Regions from separate parts of the Homo sapiens genome. Here region 2 is linked to region 1. A link is a loop called in an ENCODE intact Hi-C map of the cell type or tissue named here. Cell type or tissue: breast epithelium. All regions are shown on one strand. Links, peaks and the distances in the headings refer to the core of each region. The heading gives the core; the rest is flanking DNA.

What was found. Peaks named below come from ENCODE experiments on the same cell type or tissue, not always from the same donor. Only the 100,000 strongest peaks of a DNase experiment are listed, where the experiment ranks them.
Region 2: it touches region 1 in a loop (2.5-fold over the local background); 2 of 110 quality-filtered maps call a loop at or near these places.

Annotation. Positions count from the first base shown.
Region 1 is chr11:853,957-865,483 of GRCh38, reverse strand. TSPAN4 (tetraspanin 4) reads right to left here. Exons shown (of 9, transcript NM_003271.5): 4 at 2,743-2,934; 5 at 973-1,047. Among named protein-coding and RNA genes, the nearest start is that of TSPAN4, 17 kb to the right of the region's middle. RefSeq lists enhancers at 1,222-1,755, 4,424-4,958, 4,959-5,491, 5,492-6,025, 6,026-6,559 and 1 more. In breast epithelium, for the core only: no CTCF peak of the experiment used is centred there; a DNase peak (open chromatin) is centred at 5,645; H3K4me3 peaks cover 748 bases; H3K27ac peaks cover 1,211 bases.
Region 2 is chr11:980,879-992,405 of GRCh38, reverse strand. AP2A2 (adaptor related protein complex 2 subunit alpha 2) reads right to left here. Exons shown (of 22, transcript NM_012305.4): 6 at 11,107-11,208; 7 at 7,653-7,761; 8 at 6,824-6,971; 9 at 5,453-5,621; 10 at 3,717-3,854. Among named protein-coding and RNA genes, the nearest start is that of MUC6, 50 kb to the left of the region's middle. In breast epithelium, for the core only: no CTCF peak of the experiment used is centred there; a DNase peak (open chromatin) is centred at 5,585; H3K27ac peaks cover 662 bases.

The DNA.
Region 1 (11,527 bases), core at 1,900-9,899:
CCTCCCACTGTACCCCGCCTCCCTCATCCAGACCCCCTCGCCGGCCCCTAAGCTGGGCCCCTCCTGCGCCTGGTCTTGTGTCCCCCGCGCCTCCTAGCCCACCAAGCTGCAGACACACCGGCCCCATGTCCTCCCAGCAGCCCTGAGGCCCAGGGCCCCCACCTCTGGGCTTCCTCCCCAGGCTGGGGGAGGACCATGGGTCCTGGGGGGACAGAGGACAGGGACACAGGTGCCTCCACGTATCGGGACACGTGCAGCCATGCTCTGTGAGCTGAAAGCCAGGGGCTATGAGCGCTGAGCCCACCCAGCACCCTGGCCTCGGTCCCCAATATTCAGTGAGGACCCAGAGCACCCTGGAGAAGGGGCTGATTCCTGGGCCAGGGCAGGGAATGAAGGAGCCTGGAGCGCCCTGCAGTGCCAGGAAGTCAGGACGTGCCCCAAAATGAAAAGTCTGTTGATGGGGGCACGTCAGGGGACCCAGCAGCAGACGGCAGAAGCTCCCCAGGGCCAAGGACGGACAGTGTGATTCACAAAACAAAGTAGTGTGTTCTAGCTCGGAGTGCAACCTCAATAGCCAGGACTTCATCCCAGTATAAACAAATGGCTGAATATATGAGTGAGTGACCAAGAAGAGGCCGCTCTACAGAGGAGAACCCCACGGTGCGCGGCCCGGATGGGGCGCTGGGAGCAGACGGCTCAGGACGCTGCGTCAGAGGGCGGGGGACAACCTGGGGCGCACCCTCCGGGTGGGGTAGCAGTGCCCTTGTGCCCCAGTCGCTATAGAGCCACAGCACAGCCTCCCAGGGTCGCTGGCGCTGCCCCTCCAGGCCTGGTAAATCCACACCCGCTGTCCTGGCTGCCCGTGAGGGCACATGCAGGGCCACTCTGTCCACACCGGGCCCACAGTGCTCCCTGGGAGTGAGGATGGAGCCCCCAGCCCTGCAGTTGGGCCTGCGGCCAAGGCAGCCGTACCTTGTCCGTGTAGGCGAAGAAGAGGATGGCGATGGTGGCCTCCAGCAGGAACACCAGCAGCAGCAGCAGGAAGAACTGTGGAGGGGGCAGGCTCAGACAGGGACCCGAAAGGCCGCACAGCCTCCGCCCCACAGCATGCCAGGGGCCAGGGCCACGTACCTCATGGATACCTGGTGCTGCCAGGAAACCTCTGCCAGGCCCCCACTCCCAGAGAGCCCAGAACGCCGCCCCCACCTCAGAACCCTTGGCCCCAGGTCCAGGGACTGTGGCTGTTGTGTCCTGCTCAGCCCCTGAGTGTGGGGCCCTGGGCTGGCCTGGGCTCCCCTCCCCTGCCCCCATCCCTGGGGCAACCCAGACACCCCCAAGTGGGCACAAATCCCTGTTCCTGAGGCCCCAGCCCCTGTCAGCTGCCTTCAGGACACCTCCATCCAGGGGCCTCTGAGTGTCTGGCAGGTGCCTCGCTGGGTGCCTGTCTTCATGGTGGGAAGATGTCCCAGCAGGGGCCACAGCTGGGCTGCAGAGGCCCCTTCTGCCCACACGTCACAGTCCTCAGGGCAGCCAGCGTGGCTGATGCCCCCTCCAGCAAGACCACAGGCTGCAAGCCCCACCTCTGACCATGCAAGCTTCCCCCGCCTGGCGGCAGCCCCAAAGCTCAGCCTGACCCCAGCCCTGCTGCTCCTCCATGCGGGGGTCAGTGACACCCACAAAAGAGGAGGGCAGGCATGGACAGCATGTGTCCAGGAGCTGGGGGGCCCAGGCAGAGTGGGCGTGAGTGGGGCAGACAGGGTGCTGGGCTAAGGACACAGGAGTCCTTCACCCCCAGGAGGTACCCAGGGTTCTGGTCCCAAGTCACCCATGGGAAAGGGGGTTGGGCTTCGGTCCCTGCAGGCCTGGTGGGGCCCACACACAGCAGCTTCCTCAACTGAGGAGCTCCAAGCCCCAGTAGGGCTGCCACAGACCCCCACCGACTGCCTCCAGGGGTCTCTGGGCCCCAACCTGATGCCAGGGAGGCTGATAGACTTGGGGCTTGCCCCCAGGAAGGGGTACGGAGGGGAGTGGACTGGCTGAGGCGACCTAAGGGAGGCCCCAACCCATCCAGGGCTTCCCAGACAAAGGAGTGATCGGAAGCCTCGTGATTTAGGACCTCAGCAGGCTGCACACCCTCCGCAGGGCCCACGGCCTCGGCCAGGCATGTTAATCAGTAGCAAGCCTGTGTTTCCATCTAGGAGCCCTTTTCCTTTTTAATTATCTGTGATTAACATTTCTAAGGAGGATAAACATATCCCTGCCTGTAAGTCCATCCCCGAGGCGAGGTGGGGGCTGGGATCGTCCCAGCAGCCGGTCCCAGGGAGCTGAGAGACCAGGCCCCCAACAAGAAGCTGGGGAAGGGGCCACAGTGGGGGTGGGGTGGTCAGGAATGAGTCACGGAGACCGCAAGCCCGTGAAAGGCTGCGCATGCGTGTGTACGTGTGTGCGGGGCTGTGCCTGCACTCACCAGGGCCAGTGTCCCGTCAGGGGAGGCCCCTGACAAGGTACAGCACGTTCTCTTGAGTGACCCCCACACCGCTCTGCAAATCACCCCCCAGCCCCAGTGTGGCCTGGAAGACCCAACAGTGGCCAGGGCCCCGGGCCACACTGCCAGCCTGGAGGTCCGGCCCCAGAGGTGGTGCCCACGTCTGGGGGGTCACTGCGGCAGCCAAGGCCTGGGGGCCACCGGAGCCCCACCCTGCGTGGTCCCACCCGGAGCATCGCTTGGGCCCCGGCACTCACAGTGAGCAGGAGGCACTTGTTCTCCTTGATGGCACCCAGGCAGCCCACGAAGCCGATGGCCATGACAAAGGCGCCGGTGATGATGAGCAAGTTGGCAGCCGACAGGGACGGGAAGGAAGAGGACAGCGTGGCGAAGCTCCCCTGTGTGGCGGCCAGCCAGATGCCGACACCCAGCACGCCACAGCCTCCCAGCTGGGGCACAGCAACAGGAGAGACACAGACAGGGTGAGGCCCCAATGCAAGCTCTGGACCCCAGGGCAGAGCCCGGCCCACAAGCCCAAAGCCATGCCGCCTGCCAGCCTGAGCCAGAACCACCCAGAGTCCTGCTAGATCCCACGGCAGCCCGGGGGGGTGTCCAGGGCAGGCCAGTCTTTCCCGACACCCTGGGCTGGCACCCCATCCCCAAACCCACACTCCATGGCCACAGTCGGGGAGGCTCCCTTGTGCCTCTGAACCACTCCCTCTAGGAGGGATCCGCCCAACCCCTGGCCTGGAGCCAAAGGGACGGGATCTTAGGCCCCAGGACGCAGTCTGCACACCCCTAACCCCGCTTCACCGTCTGGTCTGCGCAGGGCAGAAGGCTCACTCCCCACCTGACAGGCCACTCCAGCCTTTCCAGACTGTGCTGTCAGGGAGACCCAGCCCTGCCCTCACTCCGGGATGGGGCTTCCTGGCAGGTGGTCCCAGGATTCCGATTCCCAGCTCCCGACAAGATCTCTGTGATGTCCCCAGCTGTCCCCTGTCACTCGTGGCAGGAGAAACGCTGATTCCCTCACACTCTGCTCCTGGTTATGATTTCTTTCTTTTTTTCTTTTTTTGGAGATGGAGTCTCACCCTGTTGCTCAGGCTGGAGTGCAGTGGCACCATCTGGGCTCACTGCAACCTCCTCCGCCTCCCAGGTTCAAGTGATTCTCCTGCCTCAGCCTCCCAAGTAGCTGGGATTACAGGCATGCCCCCACCACACCCGGTTAATTTTTTGTATTTTTAGTAGAGATGGTTTAGCCACAATAGTCTTTTTTGTTTTTTTTTTGATACCGAGTCTCGCACTGTCACCCAGGCTGGAGTGCAGTGGCGCGATCTCGGCTCACTGCAACCTCCGCCTCCCGGGTTCACGCCATTCTCCTGCCTCAGCCTCCCGAGTAGCTGGGACTACAGGCGCCCGCCACCACGCCCAGCTAATTTTTTGTACTTTTAGTAGAGACAGGGTTTCACCGTGTTAGCCAGGATGGTCTTGATCTCCCAACCTCGTGATCCACCCACCTCGACCTCCCAAAGTGCTGGGATTCCAGGCGTGAGCCACCACGCCCAGCCGCCAGGATGGTCTTGATCTCAATCTCCTGACCTCATGATCAGCCCGTCTCGGCCTCCCAAAGTGCTGAGATTACAGGCATGAGCCACCGCGCCCGGCCAAGTTATGATTTCTTACAGCCACATGGGCACTGGTGGGAACAAAGCAGGCGGGTCCCACAGGAGCACCTGCCACCCGGAGGGCCACCTCCTGCAGTGTCTGTAACCGCCAGAGCTCTTACTGTGTTTCCTAAGTGCTTGTTCTTATAAAAATCAATTAAAACAGGAAGAGGCAGGGGGAGACGAGGGGGTGCTGCGCCCAGAGAGAGGGTGCTAGGCTGCTGGCCCAGCAAGGCCTCAAGGGAAGCAGGGGTCCGCCAGGACCCCACCTTCAGACAGAGGCCTCGGGCTTGGGCCGTTTCAGGATGAGACGGGAGATATGTTCCAGGCCTGGGCACGGGACAAGCAGTCCCCCGAAAATGCTGACCAGCTCCCGGTCTGCAGCGTGGGTGCCCAGGTGGGTGGTGGGTAGACGTCCTGGGGTGCCGACGGTTGACTGGTTCTGGGGAAGGGCCGCGCAGCCCTGGGGGATCCCTGCCCCACCCTGGACTGGACAGGACTTGGGAATGGGCTGGCAAAGCCACCCCTCAACCTGATGAAACCCCTTGGAGCACCCAGACCACATGCCTGAGGACAGGCTCAGACCCCAGGCTCTGGGGGTTCCCGGGGGACTACCAGAAGCCCCAAGTCACCCCATAAAAGCCTCCCAAGCCCCAGTGGCCAGACTCACACCCCACTTTCCAGACAGAAACCAAGGCTGGGATAGCTGCTGGCCACCAGCAGCCGCCCCACCCCCACCTGCAACACCAGCCCAGCTCAAGACAGGCCTGGGGCCTCCACCCTGGCAGGGCCCACGGAGGGCCCATGAGCCCCAACACTCTTGCCTCAGGGGGCCTGGGGGTGGGAGATGCCCCCTCCTCGTGTGCACGCTCACCTGCCCCTCCCTGAGCAGTGCATCAGCCAGCGCCAGGCTGGAGGTTGGAGGCCGCCACCCTTTTACTGGCTGGCTGGCAGGCAGGAGGCTGTGCTGGGGAGATGGGACACAGCTCCCTGCCCAAGGGCCAGCATGGCTGCTGGTGCCCCAAGATTCAGGCCAGGCCTGTCACTGGTGTCTTCGGTCCCTCTGGGCTCCACAGGGTAAAATCCCCTCAGAGCAGATTCCCCCCACTGCTGGGGCCCCACAAGTCCCACACACGCTCAGGCCATCCTGGGGAGAAGGCAGGCTCTGTCCTTCCCCGGCCTTCCAGAGGTAGCATCTCCGCTTAAAGTTCAAAACAGAACGCTGTCCGGAGGCTGCCAGCGCAGGACCTATCTTGGGAAGCTCTGCTGAGCCATTGGCTCCTGGTGCCTGCTGAGCTCTGACACCCACGCCCAGAGCCCCTCCCCAGCAGGCCAGGCACAGCGCACAGGGGAGCTGGACAGACTGGGTGCAGGAAGAGGGGTCACCCCTGTGCTCTGGGCCCCAGGATTGGGAGTACCGAGGCAGGGGCTGACTTGCTGGCTCTGACCACACAGCCCCTCGTGGCTGCAGGGAGCCAATAGGAGACCTGGGCACAGTGCCCAGCCTGGGTGTGGCTTCTGAGCAAAGCCAGCCCCAGAAGCAGCTTAGGGTGATAGGGGAGGCTTCCCAGGAGACCAGGAAGAGGCTTGGGGGTGGCAGCCAGCACAGCCCGGTGGAGGGCGGCCCGGAGACGCACCAGGGGACGGATGCATGAACCTGAGACGTGTGAGTCAAGTTGTGTGTGAGCCCGGGATGCATGGGAGCTGGGGTGCATGTGAGCAGGGGTACATGGGAGCTGGGGTGCGTGTGGGCCCGGGGTGCATGAGTGAGGGTGTGTGTGAGCCGGAGTGCATGTGGGCCCGGGGTGCGTGTAAGAGGGGGTGCGTGTGAGCCCGGGGTGCGTGTGAGCCCGGGGTGCGTGTGAGCCCGGGGTGCGTGTGAGGGGGGTGCGTGTGAGCCGGGGTGCGTGTGAGAGGGGGTGCGTGTGAGCCGGGGTGCATGTGAGCCCGGGGTGCGTGTGAAAGGGGGGGTGCGTGTGAGCCCGGGGTGCGTGTGAGCCCGGGGTGCGTGTGAAAGGGGGGGTGCGTGTGAGCCGGGGTGCACGTGAGCCAAGGTGCGTGTGGGCCAGGGTGTGTGTGAGTGGGGGTGTGTGTGAGCGGGGATGAGTGTGGGCTGGGGGTGGGTGTGTGAGCCTGGGTGCATGTGAGGGGATGCGTGTGACCTGGGGTGCGTGTGAGCCGGGGTGCATGTGAGCCCAGGGGTGCGTGTGAGCCAGGGCACGTGTGAGCCCGGGGGTGCGTGTGAGCCGGGGTGCATGTGTGCCGGGGGTGCAAGCTGTTGGTGTGAGCCCGGGGGTGCGTGAGAGCTGGGGTGCATGTGAGCGGGGATGCGTGTGACCCAGGGGTGCGTGTGAGCCGGGGTGCATGTGTGCCGGGGGTGCAAGCTGTTGGGGGTGTGAGCCCGGGGGTGCGTGAGAGCTGGGGTGCGTGTGAGCGGGGATGCGTGTGACCCAGGGGTGCATGGGAGCCGGGGGTGCATGGGAGCCCAGGATGCGAGCCGGGGGTGCGTGTGAGCGGGGGTGGGAGGCGAGGTGCATGCAAGCGGGGGTGCATGTGAGCCGGGGTGCGTGTGAGCGGGCGTGAATGTGAGCCAGGTGCATGGGAGCCTGGGGTGTGTGGGAACCGGGGTGCATGTGAGCGGAGGTCCGTGGGAGCCTGGGGTGCGTGGGAACTGGGTGAGCAGGGTGTGTGAGCGGGGTGCGTGTGGGCCGGAGTGCGTGTGAGCCGAAGTGCGTGTGAGCAGGGGTGCGTGTGAGCCGGGAGTGCATGTGAGCCTGGGGTGCATGGGAACCGGGGTGAGTGTCAGCGGGGGTGGGATCCGGGGTGCATGTGAGCCAGGGTGTGTGTGAGCCAGGGTGGATGTGTCTGGAGTGTGCAGGACCAGAGGCCAGCTCCGTGGCAGAAGTGCCAGGGGACATCCCTAATTAAGAGAATCTGTCCTCACTGGGAGCACTGGGCTTGGGGCACAGCCCCAGGGTGGGCAGGGGTCTGCCAGCTCTACAAAGATGCCCCCACTTCCCGGGGGACCTGGCCCTGCTATGGGATGCACCAGCAGCTGGGGGATGGGCTGTCCAGGGTGCTGACTGTGAACGCGGCGCCCCCACCCACCCCTTTGGAGAGGTGTCCCTCGTAACATTCTGGAGCACAGGAGAGGCCTGGACAGGCAATGGCCCACTCAATGGTCCCTCCAGACCGTCGGGCACAAGGTCACACACACCATGTACAGACAAGGCCATGCGGAACTGAGGGGCATTCCCGAGCACACAGGAACCCCAGCCTGCCCCTGGGCTGTCCCCATATCCTCCCGCAGTTCCCAGGTCTTGTGGAGGGGCAGACAGGGCACCAGGGGGACCCACAAACGGCCTGACACCATCACTGCCCCAAGAACTGGGCAGAGAAGGGATATGGCCCTGGGTCCAGATCACCAGGTGATGAGGGCAGGAGGTCAGAGGGAAACGAGGCCCCAGGAGAGGAGATGGCCATCAGCAGCTCAGAGTACATCCTGGCCTCAAGCGCCAAGCAACCCCACAAGTCTCATTCCAGACGAAATGCCCAGGCTGGGGGTGAAGGTCCCTGAACTGAGGGGAGGTGCTAGCACAACAGAGAAAACTGTCATTTAAAACCCAAACTGGGGCCGGGCGTGGTGGCTCACACCTGTAATCCCAGCACTTTGGAAGGCCGAGGCGGGCAGATCACGAGGTCAGGAGATGGAGACCATCCTGGCTAACACGGGGAAACCCCGTCTCTACTAAAAAATACAAAAAATTAGCTGGGCGTGGTGGCAGGCACCTGTAGTCGCAGCTACTCAGGAGGCTGAGGCAGGAGAATGGCGTGAACCCAGGAGGCGGAGCTTGCAGTGAGCAGACATCATGCCACTGCACTCCAGCCTGGGCGACAGAGTGAGACTCCGTCTCAAAAAAAAAAAAAAAAAAAACCCAAACTGCCTGCTCCATCTGCCTCTGCCTTCCAAGGACGCAGACCTCTCCTGTCATCAGGAAAATGAGCTGTTCCAAGCTCCCCTCGCCCCATGGGGATGTGTCGAAGGACACAGGGAGGACATGTGCAGAGTGACTGGTGCCATGCCAGGTGTGGGAAACCCCGTTCCATGGGGGCTGGGCAGGAAGGAACCCTACACCTCCAGCCCTGGGCCCCTCCCACAACTGCCCCAGCCCTGGTGGGAACTGATTTCCCTAATTAACACTCCACGAAACATCCTCACCTCCACCGGAGACGGCAGGAAAGAGACACCCACTGTCACCAGACGGGCTCGGTCACACACACTGTGACAGACAACAGCCCACGTTGCCACAGACGCCTCACACCATCACACGTGGCCACACGCGCGCGTTACCGCCCTGCAACCTGGCGTCCCCCGGGCCCCGAGGCCCCAGCGTGCTGGCAGACCCACACAGATAAAATGCGTGCACGTGGTTAATAAAATTACCTGCAATTTTGAAAGTGTTTCTGCATATGCAGCTTTTAAAACATTTTGGCAGGAAAATTATAGCCTCAAAGCGCAAGAGAAAATGGGCCCCATTAGCTTGGAGACAGAAAATCAAAAGCAGGATGAGCAGGGCTGAGGCCAGGAGGGCCAGGTCCCTCTGGTCAAATGCAGCCAGATGGGGAGCAGCTAGGGGTGTGGCTGGCAGCCTGCGCACCCTCCCAGGGTCCCACCCAGCATCTGGGCCTGGACCCGGAAACCAGAGGAGCTCCCTCCCCACACGCTCAATACAAATAGGAATAGGCTGAAAGCCTCCCTCCCTCACTGCTGCCCCGCCGCAGGCCAGACACAAGCTCAGGTGGGAGGTTGACCCCGCCCCATGACAGCTGGGGAGAGGAACCCTAGGAATGATGGCAGCTGGGGGAACAGCCCAGGAGAGGGGCTCCGTCCCAGACCTCTTCACCTCCAGTCAGCGGTGCCTGGGGCCTGTCCTTCTCCCAGACATCAGCTCACACTGTCCACTGCCCAGAACCTGTCCCCAGGACCTGCGTGAGACCATCTCTGGCCAATGTCCGTCCAGCATACCAGGCCCCAGGCTCAGTCCATCAGACACTCGCTCACCCTGATCTTCAGCAGCAACTGATGGCTCTGCCCAAGATTAGGAGCCCAAAAGGCTTGGAGGGCCGTCCCTCAGCACCCACCCAAGAGGCTCGGGGGGCCGTCCCCCAGCGCTGGGCGTGTGCAGGTGCTGCTGAGGCCCATGCATTCTCTGCTCTGCCCTTCTTTTCCAGTCTGGACAGCCCACCTGAGCCTCTTGGGCAGGTGCTGCGGGACGGCCCCCTTGAGCCTCCTGTAGGCCTTGGGCAGGGGTGCAGTCACTGGAGTCCATCGAGTATGCTCCCTCCGGGCCCACGGGGGCCACGCTGGCCAGCTCTCAGCCCTCAGCCCACTGCCCCTCTGGCCATGCGGCTTTGTGGCAGATGGCTGGGCTGCCAGCCACGTCCTTGGAATAGGATGGGGGGCTGGGTCCCTGCAGGGGCCAGGGCTCTGTCCAGACACAGGGATGCTAGCAGCCAGCACAGCCTCAGGACCCTCTGGGCTGGCGGGAACGTCCCCGTCATGGCTGGGATGCTGGTTTCCAGGGATGACAAGTCTGTCCACTTACAATCTGTGTGGCTCGCTGTGATTTGTTTCCTTAAAGCTGTGGGCCCTGAGCGACGTCCTGTTTCCACATCCCCATCTGTCCTCCGTTCCCTCACCCCTGACCCTAGGAGCTCTCCAAGGGACCCCAGGGCCCAGAGATGAGGAGACCAGCCCCACCCAGTGACCAAGGCCCACCCTGAGGCCAGTGTCCAAAGCAGGGAGAGCAGAACAGCCCTCGTCAGTGGGCACCTGCCCAGGGTGCCAATGCTGGCTCCTGCAGGGTGGGTAGGAGTTTGCTGGAGGCACAGGAATCCAGGAGGAGACTGTGACCCAGCGGGGCTGTGGGTGCAGCAGGGCTGCGTGGGAACAGCAAGGAGGTGGCCTGCCGTCATCAGGCCAGGACCACGGCTCACATCGCACAAGCGCGGCTGGAAGCCCAGGTCCCCCACGCTCACTCCCGTCCCCCTGCGTGGGCCTCCTGACTTCTCTGCCTGCCCCCTGCAGCCCTGGGCTGCCAATGCCACATCTCTGCCCCCAGAGACAGCCCTCTCCACACAGAGGCCCGGCCTGCCTGCCCTGCCGCCAGCTGGGACCTGGAACCTGCAGAGGCCCCGTGGAGCCAGGCCTGTGTCACTGGGTGGACAAGTCTGACCTACCCCCAACAGCACCAGAGCTGCCTGGAGCCCACAGCTGGGTAGGCAGTGTCCCCCGACCGACCGCTGCTGCTCCCCACCCACAGGGAGCCACACACTCCCCAAGGCTCAGACACGCTGTGGTTGCCAGCGTCAGGGCCTTTGTTCAGAAACGGATTGTTTCCGAACAATTGATCCAAAGGCTGGCCTGGGATGTTAAACTCCTCAAAGAGAGGCCTGGGAGCTGAAGGCAGAGCCCTCTGCCACCCTTGGGGACACTGTGCTGCCCAGAGGCCAGCGCCAGGCAGGCCGGCCATGCCATCTGCCAGACATCGTCTCAGCTCATCCCAGGGGAGGGGAAGCCAAGGCTGGCCCCCACTGCACCCCCTCCACCAGGCTCACTGCTGATCTTAGAGCAGAGGCCTCAAGCGCAGCCAGGACTTTCCTTTGGAACAACAGAGAGTGGGCAGTGAGGCTGAGGGGCCCCCACACCTCCAGGGTTGACAGCCCAGGCAGCGCAGAGCCAGGACAGCCCCCGTGCCCCTCCAGGCTGGGGCCCTGGACCACCTGGCTCCGAGACTCACACTGCCCACCTGGGGGGTCTCCCCGGGGATCAGCGCAGGTGGTGGGGAACTGAGAGGCCTCCCACATTTCCATTCAACCCCCGAGCCAGGCCAGTATATGGGGACCTCACCCTCTACCGCCCCACATGGTGCAGATGGGAAAATGAGGCCTCAAGGAGGGCAGAACCTGCCCGGCGTCCCGCACTGGCAGGTGGGACTCCAACCCCCACCCGGTCCCCCAGCCAGGCCCTAACCATACAGTGCGGAGACGGCCGGAGCTTCCACCAAGCTCCTGGTGCTGCGGGTGAAGAGAAAGGGGAGCAGCACCCACCCTGGGGAGCAGCGTCTGGAAGGAGCCGAGGCCAGGAGGGCGGGAGGACAGCCCTTCGTGGTGGCACCTTGCTAAATAGCTCGGCTGCCTCCATCCCTGACAGGCGGGAAGAGCAGGCCCCGTCCTCTCCCCTCCGCCCCGGGACCTCCACTTCCATTAGGGGAAGAGTGTCGCTGGCAGCAGCTGAGCTGACCAGGCAGCACAGAGGCCTGAAGGTGGGGGTCCCAGGGCAGCAGAGCCCCCCACGCCCTCACCATTGCTAACCTGT
Region 2 (11,527 bases), core at 2,272-10,271, 130 kb before region 1:
CTCAATGTGTCTACAAAAGTTTGGGACATGGAGGAAGCTTGAACTCGATTCTCAAAAAAGCCCACGAGCCCAGAAAGTTTAAGATGCCCTGACTTAAGCAAAGAAAGCCAGGAAGAGGCGGAGACCAGTGCACAGAAGGCCACGGCCACAGCCAGGCCACCTCCCACCTGGGCCCTTCTCTCCCAAAGCCCCAGCACCTGGCGGCAGCACTCCTCTGACCTCATCACCCTAGGCTCCCGGTGGCAGCACTCCTCTGACCTCTGACTGCGCCACCCTGGGCTCCCGGCGGCCAGTGACTGCGCCACCCTGGGCTCCCGGCGGCCACTTCTCTGCTGGTTTCTTCCGGCTCTGGCCAGTCTTTCCTGCGAGCCTCACCTGGGGGTTCCCCTTCTTCCCCTCTCTGGCTCACTCTCACGGGTGCCCCCCGGAGGCACCTGCCCAGCCCACACCCACGTGGCAGCCACCCACATGGAGCTCTGCCAGGCTGTACAACACCAAACTCATCTCCCCAAAGTCACCTCGCCTGGAACCAAGCCCCCTTCGAACAGCGCCAGCTGCCAACACCAACGCCAGCAGGCATCAAGACCGCGCACCTCCCGAGGGCACCCCTAATACCCTGCCGCCCCTCCCCACACCCTGCCGCCCCCTCTCCACACCCTGCCACTGGCCTCTCAGGTGCTGGTGACTGTGCCCCCCCACCCCAAGTCCCTGCCTGGAGCCTGGACCCCCAAACCCCAACCTGACTCCGTGACACTTCCAGGGCATCATTCCAAAATGTACTGCCTCTGAGCCCTACCCGCAGCTCACGGCTGTGCACCAGGGGCCCTCAGGCCTCACTGGCAGGGTCCCCATGTCTGCTTCCACCCCTGCCTCGCGTGCCCTGCTCCCCAGCCTGTGCTAAGGTACCTCCCACCCCTCCACGAACGGATGCTCTGCCCTCCCAGTAGCCTCTGCACCATCATCCTCTCCAGACCAGGCCACTATCACCTTCTGCAGAAGTCCACACAGCCCCCCAGGAGTGTAATGCCTCCTGAGGCCCCCAGAACATGAGGCACTTCCTCCAGCCATCCCACCCACAGCACAGCAACCCACGGTCCTGCTCTCAATCCGTCCCCCTCCATGGATGGCAAGGTGCCGAGTAGGCAGGGAGTGGGCCATGTCCAGTTTGGACACTTAGCACCTAGCACAGCCAGAGAACACGCCCTGCCATGCTCGACTGAAAGGACAGAGGGAAACACCATGCCCGGCTGAAAGGATGGAGGGGAGCACCATACCCGGCTGAAAGGACAGAGGGGAGCACCATACCCGGCTGAAAGGACGGAGGGGAGCACCATACCCGGCTGAAAGGACGGGGTGGGGGGAGCATCGTGCCCGGCTGAAAGGATGGAGGGGAGCACCATGCCCGGCTAAAAGGACGGAGGGGAGCACCATACCCGACTGAAAGGATGGGGTGGGGGGAGCACCATACCCGACTGAAAGGATGGGGTGGGGGGAGCACCATGCCCAGCTGAAAGGATGGGGTGGGGGGAGCACCATGCCCAGCTGAAAGGATGGGGTGGGGGGAGCACCATGCCCAGCTGAAAGGATGGGGTGAGGGGAGCACCATGCCCAGATGAAAGGACGGGGTGGGGGGAGCACCCTGCCCGGCTGAAAGGATGGGGTGGGGGGAGCACCATGCCCAGCTGAAAGGATGGGGTGGGGGAGCACCATGCCCAGCTGAAAGGATGGGGTGAGGGGAGCATCATGTCCGGCTGAAAGGACGGGCTGGGGGGAGCATCATGCAGGCCAAGACACAGCACCTGTCTTACTCCTCACAGCAGGAGCTGGCTGAGGATTGCCGCTCATCACGCAGAGGGGCGAGAGCAGACACCGGGCTGACGAATGCCCAGGACCTCAAAATCTGCACAACTGCACTCAGAAGCACACTGCTTCTGTCTCTGTTCAAAACACCCAGAACAACAATCAGGAACGAGGCTCCCGTGACGGCCGTCCCCAGAGCCAGCCCCACCCCACCACAAGTGCTGACACCAGGCCACACTGCCCCAGCCAGGCCAGAGAGGGACCACTGGCTACAGTCAACGAGCACCTGCCTGGCCCCTCTACAGACAGCCCTGCCCTACACCACGGTGCCTGCCCTTGGGGCCTCCTGCCGGGAGTCAGCCCACCCCGTCCCTGTCCCCCTCAACTTCCCAGGCCCACTGTCCTGGAGGGTGGACAGTCCAGCGTGAGAGCCGCCTCCTGGCCCCTGCTCTCTGCAGGTCTGCAGTGCCTCACTGAAGCTCAGTCCATGGTAATTTCACCCCTCAGCATTGAAGCCCCAGCACCTGGGCTCCTCCGTTCACTAAAAGACCCCTGAAAACCCGAGTCTCTCACCTGGGCATGACCACACAACACCTGCCCAGAGCAACCCTGTCACCTGCCACTAGCTCCAACACTGGCTCTCGGCAAAGCTCCCAAGGAGGCCTTGAGCCGCACTTCGCCCAAAAAAAACAAATAACAAAGCGCTTTCTATACAACGGAGGCGCTGTCTCAGCCTCAACAAGAGGCTGTGGTCCTGGCTGGTCACAGTGGCGAACCCCACGCGAGGACACCGGGCCTCCCCCTTAAACCCCACCATCCACAGACACGGTGAGCCTGAGAGGCCTGTGAGTGTGGTGGAGGCCTCAGGCCCTCTTCTCTGCTGACCATGTGGCCTCCACAAGGGTTTCTTCCCTCAGGTTTTGGTTCATGCTCAGTCTTTCACACGTACAGGTTTGATGAGCTTCAGCTATCTGGCAAGTGTGCACACCTACTTTGTGAATAAAAACAACACGGGACATTAAGCTATGGCCTAGATCCCGTCCTTCCCAGAGATCAAGAGGGACACCCAAAAAAGCCAAGCCACAAAGGATTAATTCAAGGGCTCAAAATGCAACACAATTAAAAGAATTTTGCCCACAGGAGTCTGGATTTGTGCAGCCCCAGCGCAGACGGCTGGAGCCTCACTCAGACCTGGGGCTACAGTGCCACCACTGCAAGGACAGGCAGGCCACAGAAGCCGCGCAGGACGGGCATTTTAGTTTTTTTTTTTTTGAGACAGAGTTTCGCTCTTGTTGCTCAGGCTGGAGTGCAATGGCGCAATCTCGGCTCACCACAACCTCCGCCTCCGCCTCCCGGGTTCAAGCGATTCTCCTGCCTCAGCCTCCGGAGTAGCTGGCATTACAGGCATGCGCCACTACGCCCGGCTAATTTTGTATTTTCAGTAGAGACGGGGTCAGGGTTTCCCCATGTTTGTCAGGCTGGTCTTGAACTCCTGACCTCAGGTGATCCGCCCGCCTTGGCCTCCCAAGGTGTACAGGCGTGAGCCACCACACCCGGCCAATAGTTATTTTCAAGACCAAACGACTCTACCAAAAATGCTGATTTTTTTTTAAGACAGGGTCTCGCTGTGTTGCCCAGGCTAGAGTGCAGTGACATGATCTCGACTCACTGCAGCCTCAACCTCCTGGCCTCAGGTGATCCTCCCGCCTCCACCTCAGGAGTAGCGGGGACCACAGGTGCCACCACACCCAGCTTGAAAATGTGGATGAAAACACAGAGGCAGAGGAGCCTTGTATTCAGCATCTCATGGGTTCTCAATCAAGTCCTGCTGGACGGAATCGCAGAGCACGAAGGAAATCCTGCCGCTGAGATTCACGCCTGTGGCAGGAGAGGACTCAGAGGCCACCAGAACTCACAATCTCTTCTCGGATGGAGTAGTCAGCTGTCTCCAGATAGCTCAGCATCTCGGCCACGATCTGTGGGGCGTTGCTGCGGTCGCACATGGCGTAGAGGAGGTCCACGGCCCGCTGCCGCACGCTCACGTCCCGCTCAGTCTGGGGAACAAGGCACAGAGTAAGAGGTCGCAGGAGCAAGGCACAAGCTTGGGGACAGGCTGGGGACAGGCTCGGCACCCGCATCTCAACACCCACTCTGAGTTTCCCTCACATGCACATCCAGGTCCAGGGAGCCGACCTGCACTCGGGCCACGTGTGTCTGGACAGCCCGGAATAGAGTTCCGCCTGCTGGCCCGGCCCTCCCGCACAGGCCAGCTTCGCTAGGACCCAGCGCACTGCCTGGATTCTGCCCGCTCGTCCATGCCTCCCTTGCCCTCCACAAGGGCCAGCTTCGCTAGGACTGAGCGCACTGCCTGGTGCAGGCCATCAAGGACTCCCTTCCATGCAGCCAAAGACCCCACTGCCTCGGACACGGAGCTGCCCCAAGGCAGGTCCTCACGCCCCACCCCAGAGCCCGTGCTGATGGGCCCCCAGGAGGCTCTGCAGCACGAGAAAGCCCGAGCTCTGCTCCCAACAAAGGCAGGAGAGTGGGCACCACCAGCGCTAGCACTGGCCGTGTGCAAATGAGTGTCCAGCCCTTCTGACAATAGGGATTGACTAAAACAAACACCAAAACCAGGACCAAGAAGAATCCAGAATACCAAATGCCCACCACGAGCCCCTTGCACACCACCCGGAATATCTGTGAGCTGCACGCAGACGTGCGGGGGACTGGGAGCAGCCCTGCCACAGCCTGAGGCTGAGCCAGATGGGGGACATGCAGCTCCCCGCCTCCCACTCCCTAACGCATGTGCACCGGTGACTAGGGACTTGGTGGACACACCGCAGGGTCCCCTATGTGGAACGAACCCTCGGGGTCGCTCTGGAGACTCGCAAAGGCTGGCAATGGCCAACCTCAACTGGGCTCTTCCAACTCTGAAATTTTTTTTTTTTTTTGAGACGGAGTCTCGCTCTGTCGCCCACGCTGGAGTGCAGTGGCGCGATCTCGGCTCACTGCAAGCTCCGCCTCTTGGGTTCAAGCCATTCTTCTGCCTGAGCCTCCTGAGTAGCTGGGACTACAGGCACCGGCCGCCACCACGCCCGGCTAATTTTTTTTTGCATTTTTAGTAAAGACGGGGTTTCACCGTGTTAGCCGGGATGGTCTCGATCTCCTGACCTTGTGATCCACCCGCCTCGGCCTCCCAAAGTGCTGGGATTACAGGCGTCAGCCACCGCGCCCGGCCCCAACTCTGAAATTTTAATCCCCGAACAAAGTGAGTTTCCTTTGTAAAAGGGGGATTTTCTTGGAGATAAGGGAAAAAAATTTCATCTTTCTACCAAGAAGAACCATTTCTACTTGTCAGCACTATGCACGCGCAGGATGGCACACGGGGGCTGCCCCCAGCAGGGAAAGGGCTGCCAGAGACTCCTCTGCTCAGCCTAACCAGGACAGCAGGGCCAACCCGGCCATCTCCAGGCAGCATGGCCCTCAACAGTGGTGTGACCTCCCAAGAGTAGGTGACAGGCGGAGGCCAGCAGCACCAGCACCACCTCCATCTCTGCGGGGAGTCAGGAGGCACTGCGTACCCCCAGCCTTCACAGGAAGACCCACGGCACCTGCTCAGGGAGTGAGCAGAACCCAAGGACAGGGCACTCGCCTTCAGGGCGTTGATGACCGTCTCGATGTGCGTCTTGACAGCCTCATGGGAGAACTCAGAGCTGGCCAGCGTGCACATGCTCTCCAGGGCCAGGTAGCGCAGGTTGGTCTCGCGGTGCTGCAGAAACTGGCCCAACTGGTTGCAGGCACGGACGAGCAGGTTCGGCTCACTGTGTGGAGGGAGGGGAAGTGGGTGGGGTTTCCTCAGCAAGTGCAACACAAACTGGACAGAGTCTGCGTTCCCCGACGGGTCCAGATGGCAGACAGCAAAGTCACACGGCACTCACCGCCACCACACTGCTCAAGTGGGAACTCGGGGGCCTCCCCAGATGCAGATGACGCCCGACCCCCACCCCTGACATCCATTTTGTGTCCATCCTGTGCATCCCCACAGTGAGTCAGCAGCCCGTGTGTCCACTGGAGCCTTCCCAGCACCTCCTGAGCCTCAATCTGCATCAGGCCCGCGGGAGGCCGGTCAAGCTGTGACCGGCAATGGGGTCTCAGCCAGAGGCACCAGCCCAGGGCAGGGAGAAGGCCGAGAAGGCCGGGAGCGCGGCTGCTGCCCCACTGACTCTACTGTCTCCTCAGGATGTGGCTTCTCCTCACATAACAACAGAGCTTTCTCCAAAATGGGAAATTTCAGTTTTAATAACTCTCAGTTCTGAAGTGTGACTCTCAGACTGAGTTTTCATCATTTGTAAAAATGCTGTAGTAGCAAATGGGTGGTGTTCACAAGCTGTAGAGAGCGTCTGCCCACAGCCTGGCACGTGCCCTCATTATTGGGAGCCTGGTGAGAACTGCGATCTCATTCTCACAGGACCCTAAAGCATGGCCCCACACGCAAGACCCACGCCAGACCACATGTGGTGCGCCGCAACTGCTGAGCAGAGAAGGCGTGGGAGCAGAGGAGGCAGACCCTCCAGGCTGTGTGGAGCGACCGCCACCCTGCGCCTCTGCGCTTCGTGGATGGGCACAGACGTTTCCAGCACTGCCCTGCGACCCTGGACCCACCAAGTGCGGCTCCACATCCAGCAAAGCCACGGGACATGCGCGCACACCCCCCACCCCACCCGTCTCCTCTCTGTTCCACTACATGAGAAGCCAGTCAGGAGTGGGGATGCTCAGGGGAAGGAGGAAAAGGCCCTCGTGTGGGATGAGACCACAGTCACCAAAGCAATCCACGGTGAGCTCAGAGCAGGAGGGGCCGGGCTGCACAGAAAGAAAAAAAGCATCCGGCAGGGAGCACAGAGGCAGGACGAAGGGGAGGCCCATGGAGTGGACAAACCAGACATGATCCGCCCAGTCTCGTGCCAACGAGAAGGAACGTGTGTGTGTGCGCGAGACGAAGCCTCTCCACAGGCAGCCGACACACCTGTCATGGTGAATGATTAAGCTGATGGCCTCGAAGAGCACGGCATTCTTCGCGTTGGAGTGCTGGACCTTCTTCGACTTGGGCGGTTCTTGGGCTTTGTTCAGGATGGTCTCCAGGCACTCAGTCAGGCGGCCTCGCACTGCAGGGTCTTCTGGGCAAGACAGAACGGTGCTCACCAGTCTCCAGTGGCCCGCAGCCCACCCTGCCCCTCCCGGCTGCACCCATACATCATGAGAGCATTTTTAATATAGTTCATTCACATTTGTGTACCCAGCTGGAAGCATTTACAAAACTGAGACAGGCCGGGCACGGTGGCTCACTTCTGTAATCCCAGCACTTTGGGAGGCCGAGGCAGGCCAGTCACCTGAGGTCAGGAGTTCAAGAACAGACTGGCCAACATGGTGAAACCCCGTCTCTACAAAAACGCAAAAGTTAGCCGGGTATGATGGCAGGTGCCTGTAATCCCAGCTACTCAGGAAGATGAGGTGGGAGAATCGCTTGAACCCGGGAGGCAGAGGTTGCAGTGAGCTGAGGTCGCGTCACTGCACTCCAGCCTGGGCAACAAAGGGAGACTCCATCTCAAAAAGAAAACCTGCACAAATCTGATACTATAAAAGCACAAATAGACCCAAACACTAACAAAACTGTAGGCTCTGCAATAACTGCTCCACGAAAGCCAGCGCATACAGCAGCACTGGCAGAAAGGTCCATGAATCAAGAGACAGGGCTAGTAACACACTTCTTAAAATAACAAACAAACCACTTAAATCTGAGACAGGGAATCAGACTGGCACTGGTGCAGCTTCAGGAGCCGCGGCCTGCGCGTTACCTGGGGGTGGGTAGCACTGCAGCAGTCTCAGCAGTTTGACAGACAGCCAGGGAGCCGGGACAAAATAGTAAGTGTAATCCTGGAGATCTGTGGATGCAGACGTCACGATCTGTAAGACAGCACAGGCAATGAGACACGCTGCCGGACACGAGCCCCTACTGCGGGGACCCAAAGAAAAGCCATACTCACTCCTCGGGTCACGCCTGAGCTGGAAAAATGGTTTTGTTTCATGTGCCAAGAGTGTCTGACACTGCTTGGTACCCCCTGGGTTCGCCGTGAGAGGGCTGCACTGTCACTCGGCAACACGCTGCCGCAGCTGAGTGGCAGCCCTCGCTCGGTACAAGACACCATAGCACCTGGATTTGAAACTACAGTCTTTCCTTTGTGGACCGGCACGTGAATGAAATCAGAGAGAGAGCTTTAGCCTCCTCAGAAGGAAGAAGCACCCCCACCCCCAGAAGCCGGCATTCTGACCCTACCCCACAACCCCACAGGGCCCCCCGACCACAGGCCAACCCAGATGGTGAGCTCACGGAGGCAGGGAGACTGCCCACCTCACTCACATCCCATCTCTGTGTCCAATGCGGCCTTTGGCTTGGCAGATCCTCCGTCAACCTCCTGAACAAGTGACAATCACGACTACCTCGCATTTCCACTGACATACAGCCCGATGTCTCCTGTTTCCCGGAGGTCAGGGTAGTTCCTCCCTTCCTACAAAGCTCACATGTGACACTTTTAGGCCGTAAGTGAACCCATTCAGAAAAGTTCACCCTGACTCCTACCCTAAACTGCAAGATGCCAGCCCAGACTTGGGTCACGGACTCCTGCTGCAAGGAGGCAAGCTCTAGGCTGTCAAAGACAAGGCTGAAAGGCACAAACACAAAGCAGGAAAAGGCAAGAATCACAGCACTTCCGTGACACACAGACACGGCCAACATGAGCTGTCTCTCAAACAAGTACGCACCTAAGGCCGGGCTCAGAGAGAAATGTACAGCCTTAACTGTATATATTTGAAACAAATATAAAGAGAAAAGCAACAAAAATTCATCTCAAGCGTTTAAAAAGAGACTAGGCCAGGTGCGGTGGCTCCCGCCTGTAATCCCAGCACTTTGAGAGGCCAAGGCGGGCGGATCACAAGGTCAGGAGATCGAGACCATCCTGGCTAACACAGTGAAACCCCATCTCTACTAAAAAATACAAAAAATTAGCCAGGCATGGTGGCGGGCGCCTGTAGTCCCAGCTACTCGAGAGGCTGAGGCAGGAGAATGGCGTGAACCCAGGAGGCGGAGCTTGTAGTGAGCCAAGATCGTGCCACTGCACTCCAGCCTGGGCGACAGAGTGAGACTCCATCTCAAAATAAATAAATAAATAAATAAATAAATAATAAAAAGAGACTAGCAAATTAACCCAAAGAAAGTAGAGGAAAGGAGTCCAGGTGCGGTGTCTCATGCCTATAATGCCAGCACTGTGGGAGGCCAAGGCAGGTGCAATCAATCACTTGAGGTCGGGAGTTCGCAACCAGCCTGGCCATTGTGGTGAAACCCCATCTCCATCAAAAATATACAAAAATTAACTGGGCGTGGTGGCGACGGCCTGTAGTCCCAGCTACTCGGGAGGCTGAGGTAGGAGAATCGCTTGAACACAAGCAGAGGTTGTGGTAAACCGAGATCGTGCCATTGCACTCCAACCTGGGCAACAGAGTGCGACTCCGACTCAAAAAAAAAAAAAAAAAAAAAGAAAAAGAAAATATGCACAGTTCCACAACTTATAAAATAAATTGAATTCATAATTAGAAAGTTTCACAGCCAGGCGCAGGGGCTCACACCTGTAATCCCAGCACTTTGGGAGGCCAAGGTGGGCAGATCACCTGAGGTCAGGAGTTCGAGACCAGCCTGACCAACATGGAAAAACCCCATCTCTACTAAAAATACAAAATTAGCCAGGCGTGCTGGCGGGCGCCTGTTAATCCCAGCTACTCGGGAGGCTGAGGCAGGAGAACCGCTTGAACCTGGGAGGCAGAGATTATGGTGAGCCGAGATCGTACCACTGCACTCCAACCTGGGCACCAAGAGCGAGACCCTATCTCAAAAAAAAAAAAAAAGTTTCCCACAAAGAAAACTGCAAGTTCAAATGTTTTTACCAGTTAATGATAAAAACTGTTTGACAAACTAGATAGAGAAAGGAACTTCTTTAATGTGAAGAGTACCAACGACAACAACAAAATTCTAAAGCAGACATCATACTTAATGGTGAAATATTCAACACAAAAAACGGACAACCCAGGGTAAAAATGGGTAAAAGACTCAGGCACTTCACAAAACAAGACACCCAAACAGCCAATCAACATGCAAAGTTGCTCAACCTCATTGATAATCTGGAAAATGTAGATTTAAATCTCAAAGAGGCCGGGTGCGGTGGCTCACGCCTATAATTCCAGCAGTTTGGGAGGCCAAAGCAGGAAGATTGCTTGAGGTCAGGAGTTCAAGACCAGCCTGGCCAACATGGTGAAACCTCATCTCTGCTAAAAATACAAAAATTAGCCAGGCTTGGTGGTGGGTGCCTGTAATCCCAGCTACTCTGGAGGCTGAGGCAGGAGAATCCCTTGAATCCAGGAGACAGAGGTGGCAGTGAGCTGAGACTGCACCACTGCACTCTAGCCTGGGCGACAAAGTGAGACTCTGTCTCAAAAGAAAAAAATAAAAAATAAATCACAGAGCTCCCACTATACACCCAGATGACTAAAACCCAAGAGACTAGCACTACGCGTGCCGCGCCCGCGCCTCCTGCTGCCGCTGTGAGAGCCGTGTGCACGGCAGGGGAAGCTGGTCTGGCAACGCCAGTCTCCTCAGGTTCAGGAGCCGCGGCCCCAGCTGAGCCATCTCGTGCACATGGAAACCAAGGGACATCCAAGACTGCTCATGCTGGAGGATTCACAGCAGCCTCAGAGGGCAAGGAGCTAAGTGTTCAACAGGACAGCAGGTAAACTGCAGCGGACAATTCACACAACCAATTCTATGAAGCATCAAACATGAATGTATAACAGCTGCACACAAAACAAAAATTTTACCATGTTGAGCAAAACAAAAGAATGTGTGCTGCAGGTCCATCTGCATCAAACTCAGAACAGGAAGCTGAATGGCAGGCTTTAGCGTGCACGCCAGATGGTGGGTCCACGAAGCACCAGCCACGCTTCCCCAGTGGGGGACACGGGGCCACTGGGTGCCCCTCCTCCACCCACATGGTGTTGGGTGCTCACTCACACCATGGGAACAGGGAGCTGTGCTTCTGTACAGACAGGACAGTTCTCAACAAGAAGGCTGACAGAGAAGCCAAGTTGGTTTTCATCCCTGAATTTATAAACTGATCAAATACCTTGCATTCTACAAATAAGCTAATAAATAAATAACTAAGACAAAACCCACCCTGACTTCTGCTCCCCCACGAACAGACTTACTCTGCTTAGCCTAGAGACAGCCAGAGACACGGAGGTTTTAAACTCTTCTGGGTTCTTCTGTGCTAAAGTGGTGATCAGACTTGTGGCTGCAGTTACCACACCCTGAAAGAAAACACACACACAAGAGTCAGAACACTTGAAGCTAACCACTTGTGTTCACTCATCTTCCAAAGAAAACCTTAAACCAACCAGCAGCACAGTGGCAGCCCACAGCCACCTCGGCCTCAGGCCTACTCCGAGAAACCTACAATGTTCTCCCAGATGGCACATGCAGATTTTCTTTTTCCAGCTTCTCCTTAAAAACTGGGAAGTTCCGTCATGCTTAGCCCAGATCCCTGCCAGCATCGAAGAGCCAGAGGGCCACGTCCAGCCATGCAGGTCAAGCATGTGGGCTGCACACGCCACCTTGCCTGCTGCCCTC